Regions from separate parts of the Homo sapiens genome. Here region 1 is linked to region 2. Evidence: read pairs that join two places in POLR2A ChIA-PET (ENCODE). Cell type or tissue: MCF 10A. All regions are shown on one strand.

Region 1 (4,000 bases), 200 kb before region 2:
GGCCACACCCTTGGGCTGGTGGTGTTAAGTTGGGTTTTGGTTATATGACTTTTAATTTCCCCTGAGCCTCTTTGGTGGCTTTCATGAGGAAGTGGTGGGGGAGGAGGTGGCTTGGTGGCTTGGTTTATACTAATCGCTCATCTAACACTAATATTAGTGAGAGCTGCCACAGGGAGCTGTGCTGAGATCCACTCCCAGATCAGCCCTGGGCTTCTCCTAGCACTCTAGGCATCCAGAAAGCCTCATGGGGTGGTCTGGCCCCTGAGGCTCCTAGTAGCAGTAGAAAAAAGGAGAGTTGGTTTTCTGGACTGTGAACTTGGTGGTTGTACACTGAGTGGACACAGCTGTGTCATGAAGCTGGCCCAGTGACTGTACCCCTTTAGGGGTAGTTGATCTGTGGGACCCACCCTGGGCTCTGTTGGAGGTTTGAAGTGGCTCAGAGAGTCCTGGCCGAGCTTTGCCCCCTCTGTTTCCAGGAACATTCCTCTTCCTTAGGTGGAAATGGGAGTGTCCAATGGCCTGCACTTGGTTTCCTCTGGATTTGCCATTTCCCCTGTGTACTCCTGGCTCGGCTGGCCGGCTAAGGCAGTTTCTCATCACTGATGTGCTCTGGGACAGCTGAGTGGGATGGGCTCCTCTGGGGTGGGTGTGGAGGAGTGGTCGTGATGCCTGGAACACTGCAGTCACTCCTCAGAGACACGACTTGGCAGCCCTCCTGAGCCTGCCTGGTCACATGCTGCCTGTCTTGGAAGGTCCTCTGTCCCAAGCAGTGGATGTGCAGTTTCTTCACCCCTGCTTAGCTTCATCAGGCACAATGCGTCTTTGAGGTGAGGTAGCTGTTGGGATAGCTGGGTGGTCTCATTTCTTCCCTGCCTCACCACCTCAAATGGCCTCTTCTGCTGTGTCCTGAACTTTCCAAGAACTCCTCCCCCTTCTCTCTCTTTGGAAGTTGGCACTTGAAGTCTTTTTGTCTGGTCTTTGGAGGCAGCCAAGCCGGAAAGAAGCTGGGGAAGAAGATCGTTACCTGGAGGCGGTTGTCATGGCTTCCTGTGGTCACTTGTGGTCATCTGCTTCTAAACATCCTGTTTGTGCCTCTAGAGCAGCAGGAACAGTGACCAGGAGACAGCTGTTATCTGCCTGACTTTGGCCAAAGCATGGGGGCTGGGGTGTCACCATCCTGGGGGATGCTTGATTGGCTGATCACTGGCAATTGAGGGCATTGCTGGTAGCAGCTCCTTTGGGCACCACTGGCTTGGGCTCTGTCCTTCCTCTTCTCCCTGCTTCGACTGTCTGAGATTTTCCCTCCTAATGGCCTGTTGGGTATTATCAGTCTGCACTCCCCCTCTGTGCTTCTGGACTGATCCATTCTTTCTTAGAGTCCTCTGGTGCTTCCAGAGCTGGAAGGAACCTTAGGATGTCATTTCCTCCTATGCTTGGGAGTTTGTGGCCGTCATCTTCTTCAGTCAGAGCTGCTTACTTTTCTCTGTTTATATATTGAGCTTCCATCTAAGACCACAATTACAAAAGGGGTTTTGTGGATTTTTATTTTATTATTTATTTATTTATTTATTTTGAGACAGAGTCTTGCTCTGTCGCCCAGGCTGGAGTGCAGTGGTGCAATCTTGGCTCACTGCAACCTCTGCTTCCCAGGTTCAAGCGATTCTCGTGCCTCAGCCTCCCACGTATCTGGGATCACAGGTGCCCAACACCATATCTGACTAAGTTTTGTATTTTTAGTAGAGATGGAGTTTCACCATGTTGGCCAGGCTGGTCTCAAACTCCTGACCTCAGGTGATCCACCCGCCTCAGCCTCCCAAAGTTTTGGGATTACAGACGTGAACCACTGCACCTGGCCATAACTGCCAGCATTAATATAGTGTTACTCACTCTGTGGCAGCCACTGTTCTAAATACCTCCCTTACGTTCCCTTATCATTTCCTCACAACAGCCCTCTGAAGTAGGTATTCTAGCTGACGACACTGAAGCACAGAGAGGTGAGCAACTTGCCCGAGGTTAGTTGCTGATTAGTGGTGGAGCTGGGATTGGATTCAGTGACTGTCGCATACAGCCCTTTGCTGACATTGTAGACTCTGTTCTGATTCCTGCTCGCCAATGAGGGTGATGCCACGCGGTGCCACTGGGGAGGAGGGAAGAGAGGGGACAGTCTGGTGTGTGTGTGTGTGTGTGTGTGTGTGTGTGTGTGTGTGTGTGTGTGTGAAAGTCATCTGTGGATTGTATATGGTGTGCTTGGGGGTGCAGTAATTGAGGAAACATAGTCAACCAGGTGTCTGCTGAGGGCAGTGGGGGCTGTTGAACACTGACCCCTATCCAGGGTTATCAGGGACTGAAAATGACCCCAGGAGAAGTGTGGTGTGAGCTGGCGTGCTTCCCTCTGGGGAAGGTCTAGGGGCTGTGGACAGAGGAGGGAGCATTTCCTGCTCTGTGGCCATCCTCCAGCCCCCTCTTCTACCGTGAGCAAAGGCTGGGGTCCCTCATGTTCCCCAGACCAGCAGTCTGGCAGCCCTCTGTCCTCCTGCTCTTCACCTCTCTTGGGTTATTTGCTTATATCTTCCACTGGCTTCCTTTGGAAGAGTTTTTTCTCAATTATTGAGCTTTCTCAACTGGAGAGTCAAAGTCTCCAGTTTCCAACTAGGATTGTGGATTTGTCACTTTTTCTTTTCAATTTTGTCCATTTTTGCTTTATCTACTTTAGAGCTCTGTTGTTGAGTGGGTGTACATTTAGGATGATTATGTCTTCATGATGAATTGACTCATCATTATGAAATGTCCCTCTTTACCTCTGGTAATATTCCTGTCTGGAAGTCTGCCTTGCCTGATATTAACAGAAGCACTTCAACTTTCTTTCTTTTTTTCTTTTAAACAACTGCTATTCTGTTAATAAAATAGTTGCTTGAAACATCTGCAGTGGTGACTTTAACCTTGAATCTCAGCTCAGTACAGATGGACGTAATCTGCTTAGCAATCTCGGGAGGACCATCCAGGTCAGTGAGTCACTTGCGGATTCTCATCTGGAAACGATCCCTTGTCCTAGAACCTTCATCACGAGGCGTTTTTCTTATAGTGATTCTCAGAGTCTTGATAGGCATCTGAACTGATCCTTCACTTTGAGATTCTTTTCCTTTGCACCTCTGATCAAGTCAGCACACACCTTCTCCAGAGATTTGATGTTGCGGCAGGCTAGGGTAATTCTGATTTAATAAATTGCCACCTCTAGTTCCACGGATGGCTTTGAAAGCCATAGCTGTGGTGTGGCTTCCTAGCTGACTTGTTCTGGGGTGAGGGCAAACAGTGGCAACTCAGGAGCAGGCGAGGGCACACCAGAGTTTAGTGGCAGCTGCCAGCTGGCTCCCTCAAAGGGCCACTCTGCCTTCCTTGATATTAGTGTTTGCATGGTATATCTTTCTCCATTGCTTTATACTGAATCTATCTGTGTCTTTATATGTAAAGTATGTTTCTTGTAGATAGCATGTATTAAATACTGCATTTCTACCCAGGCTGAAAATCTCTGCCTTTTAATTGGAGTATATAAACCTTTTAGATTTTAAAGTAATTATCAATGTGGTTAGACTGAAGTCTATCATGTTGCCATTCATTTTCCATTTGTGCCATCTGTTTATTCTTTCTTCTTTTCTAGCCTTCTTTTTTTTAAAATTTTTTTTTATAGAGACAGGGTCTTGCTGTCACCCAGGCTGAAGTGCAGTGGTACAGTCATGGCTTACTACAGTGTCAAACTCCTAGGCTCAAGTGATCCTCCTGCCTTAGCCTCTCGAGTAGCTGGAATTACAGGCATATGCTAACATGCCCGGCTACATTTTTCTTTTTTTTTTTTTTTTTAAGACAGATTCTCACTCTATTGCCCAGGCTGGAGTGCAGTGGCGCAATCCTGGCTCACTGCAACCTCTGCCTCCCGGGTTCAAGTGATTCTCCTGCCTCAGCCTCCTGAGTAGCTGAGACTACAGGCACGCACCACCATGCCTAG
Region 2 (4,000 bases):
TAGCCAAGGCAACACTGAAGAATTCTGTCTCTAATAAAAATTAGCTGTGCGTGGCACACAACTGTTAATCCCAGCTACTTGGGAGGCTGAGGCATGAGAATTGCTTGAACCTGGGAGGCAGAGGTTGCAGTGAGCCAAGATCGTGCCACTGCATTCCAGCCTGGGCAACAGAGTAAGACTCTGTCTCAAGCAAAAACAAAAAATGTCACAAAACCCAATGGGTAGTATCAAAATTAAAGACTTCTAAGCATTAGAAGACATCATTAAGAAAACAGATCTAGGCCAGGCGTGGTGGCTCACGCCTGTAATCCCAGCACTTTGGGAGGCTGAGGCAGGTGGATCACGAGGTCAGGAGATCGAGACCATCCTGGCTAACACGGTGAAACCCTGTCTCTACTAAAAACACAAAAAAATTAGCTGGGCGTGGTGGCGGGCACCTGTAGTCCCAACTACTTGGGAGGCTGAGGCAGGAGAATGGCGTGAACCCAGGAGGTGTAGCTTGCAGTGAGCCGAGATCACGCCACTGCACTCCAGCCTGGGCGACAGAGTGAGACTCCATCTCAAAAAAAGAAAAAAAAAGAAAAAAAAAAAAGAGAATAGATCTATAAAGCTCAGACTGGGAGAAAATGTTTATAACACATATATCTGACTTGTATTCAGAATATATAAAAACCTCTAACTCAATAAAAAGACGCGTAATTTTTTAAATGAGCAAAACATTCGAACAGATACTTCAAAGACAAAAATAAATGAATGGCCAATAGGCACATGAAGAAGTGCTCCCCATCATTAGTGACCAGGGAAATGTAAATTAAAACCACAATGAGATACCACTACATACTCATAAGAAGGCTACAATTAAAAGGAACAACAACACAAAATACTGGGAATGTCAACAACTGGAATTCCCACACACTGTTGGTGGGAGTGTAAAATGGCATAACCTACTTTGGAGGAATAAAAAGCTTTCCAGTTTCTTCTTAACCTAATGGACAGAGTTTAAGAACACATGTGACAACTGAAGAGAAAATTACCAAATTGGAAGACTAGTCAGAAGGAATTATCTACACTACAATACAGAGATAAAGATGGAAAATAGAAGCACTACGTTAGTATAGTCCCCATATGTTTAAACTGCAGTTCCAGAAAGGACAGAGTGAATGGGACCGAGGCAATACTTGATGAGATAATGGCTGATAATCTCCTAACAATGAAAGACACCAATTCACAAACTCAAGATGCCCAATGAAAACAAAGCAGAAGAAATAAAACGAAATCCACACCTAGATATATCATAAAGAAACTGCAGAGCGCCAGACTAAGATAATCTGAAAAAGAAGATAAAAGACAACCTTTCCAGAGAAAACACTTGGTTCCCCTAACGACCACAAATACGGCCCATGTTAGCAGATCTCTTTAAAATAAAAAGACACATATAAAAATGTAATATGAAAAGACATTTTCTTGCTGAAATCTTTTAGTACTTCCCTATTACAAACAGGCACAAAAAGCCTTCCAAGGCCAGTCACCTGCCAACCTTCTATCTCCTGTAACTCTGTCCCCTTTATCCTTGTTCTTTCCCTAGGCATGCTTCTTCCCTATTTTTCACAGGACTAACTCTGTCTTTCTAGACTTAGCTATAGCATCATCTCTTCCCAGAAGCTTTCTGTGCTCCTTGGCATTCCAGAGGGACCCTCCTTTGCGTTCTCAGAGCACCCCAGGCACAAACTCTAGCAGAGGACATATTACATTTTATGAGTTATCTTCTTATGAGTCCTTCACCTCATTTGAAGCTTTTTAAGGACAGTGACAGCATCTAATTCATTTTTGCATTCCCAGTAGCTAGTCCAGTACCTGGCCAAGAAATGCCTGAACTGAACTGAATGAAGGATCTTTCAAGGCTGAAACAAACTGTCCTTGAGAAATAAAAGTTTAAAGGTACAGTAGGTAACTACAGAATGAAAATAAGAAAAAAATCTCCAAGAAACTAGAGTAGACACACAGACCCCAAATTAAAAAAAAATGTCAACAAAAGTTTAATAAGCCTTTCTGTGTGGCTAGATTTATCCTAGGTACTGGGGATGAAACAGAGAAGGCAGATCTGGTACCATCTTAGATTTCAAGGATGTCAGAGCTGGACCTTGCCAAAATAAAAGAAAATCAGTTAAGTGAACTCCTTCATTACACAGATGAGGAAACTGAGGCCCAGAGGAGATGCCTTGGTCACAGAGTGAGTAAGGGATAGGTAACCAAATGAGATAGGGAAAAAATGGAAAAGCAAATCACAGGAAACAAGAACCTGTAATTTTTTTTTCCCACATCAGACAGGCAATGTGCTGACACTATAAGGTTTGAGGAAGACACACCTCAAACAAGTGTGAAAGCCCAATCATCATGTTTATGAACTACAAAAAGATCAAGGACCTGTAATTTTAACAGCAATGCACTTGACAGTGAAAGGCTAAAGGAGAAGAAACTAAAACAAAACTTAAGCTTAGCAGAATCCAGATGTTTGCAAATATGGAGGTTGTATTATCTTAACAATCAGGAGAAATAAAGCCTAAGAGTTCAAGGCTACAGCAAGCTATGATCGTGCCTGCAAATAGCTTCTGTACTCCAGCCTGAGCGACACAGTGAGACCTCTCCCTCTTAAAAAAAAAAAGGTAAATTCATAAGACATCAACATCTAGGGAGAAAGGTGAAAGAAAAAAAACTGTGTTGATAACATCAAACAAAGATCAGGAATTTCAGTAATAATGAGGCTGGGGAGAGTGATATAATAATCATAACAAATTTCAGAAAGTGTAAGCTTAGAAAGATTGAGGGAGGAAAGGAGTCATTTGCTTGTTTTTTTTATTTTATTTTTAAAAGACCTTCCATTTTGGAAATATACAAAGTTTCATGTCCCTATGAGAGATATAAACTATAAGACACAATCTTCATTCTTAAGTAGCTGAAGATGAGATGAACCCTTATGAAGCAGCCAATATAAAGCACAGAATAAATATTTGTATAAACTGGCAGGTGACTTGAGAAGTACACAAATAAGGCAAAAATACAGTAATTATCTTAAGGGAAGAATAAACAAAGTACATAGCTGTATGACCTTCAAAAATTATCTAACCACTCTCTACCTCAGTTTCCTCATCTGAAAGATGGTGATTAAAAAAAAACTACCTTTCAAGTTATGCTAGCATTAAAATGCAATAATATATATGAAATGTTTAGCACAGGTTAAATATGTAATACACTATAGCTATAATTATTTATGATAAAGTGAAAATTCCAAATAGAATATTGGCTTTAGCTCAAAGGAAAACATGCAGTTTGAGAGTTGAAACTTCAGAGATAATCTGGTTCAAAACCCTAATTTTGCAGGTGATGAAATTGAGGCATGGGTCAACAAAGTTAGGCCCGTAAAGATACAATTTGCATGAAGGTTCCTGCCCAGGATCACAGAACTTGTTAGCTTCTGACTCCCATTTCAGTTTCTTTCCATTTCATTACCCCTTTTTAAGTCAAAAACAAATAGTCAGATATTGGATGATTTCCAGGGATGACAAAAACTCATCCCCTGGAATGAGGAAGGTCTGATGGCCCTAACAATTGTGAGGGAATGCCTGATAAAGTCAATGCTTTCCTGGTCATACTGTTTATAGAAGGCATGTATAAAAGCCACTATGTGCCATTTAGAAGGTATACATCCACTAGATAGGGGCATGTTTAATTTTGTTTCATTTGAACTAATGTCTAAATTAGAGCACAATAAAAGTTTTGTTATTATCCTTTCGGTAACTATCAGAAACGTAATCCCTCAGCATCAAAGACCAGCAACTCCAGCAGCACCAGCTTTAATTGAAAAAGAAAAAAGGACAAATGTTAATACTGCTTTTGTTTCTGGAAGAGGACTATTATTCAATGTCAGATCCCTACTGCTGGTTACTAACATTTCAGAAGTCAGAACAGATCTTTTAATTTTATTTTTAAATGTTCTATGAGG

What was found. Peaks named below come from ENCODE experiments on the same cell type or tissue, not always from the same donor. Only the 100,000 strongest peaks of a DNase experiment are listed, where the experiment ranks them.
Region 1: POLR2A ChIA-PET joins it to region 2 with 6 read pairs; 2 of 35 experiments call an interaction of 5 or more read pairs at or near these places.

What each region holds. Positions count from the first base shown.
Region 1 is chr12:120,246,710-120,250,709 of GRCh38, reverse strand. The region is part of intron 1 of PXN (paxillin); the gene reads left to right. It also overlaps the pseudogene RPS20P31. Among named protein-coding and RNA genes, the nearest start is that of PXN, 17 kb to the left of the region's middle. RefSeq lists an enhancer at 116-165. In MCF 10A, no CTCF peak of the experiment used is centred here; DNase peaks (open chromatin) are centred at 1,959 and 2,949.
Region 2 is chr12:120,046,847-120,050,846 of GRCh38, reverse strand. All of the region lies in intron 2 of BICDL1 (BICD family like cargo adaptor 1), which reads right to left. LOC124903114 (small nucleolar RNA U13) reads right to left here and starts at 2,417; the gene lies at 2,319-2,417. In MCF 10A, no CTCF peak of the experiment used is centred here; no DNase peak of the experiment used is centred here.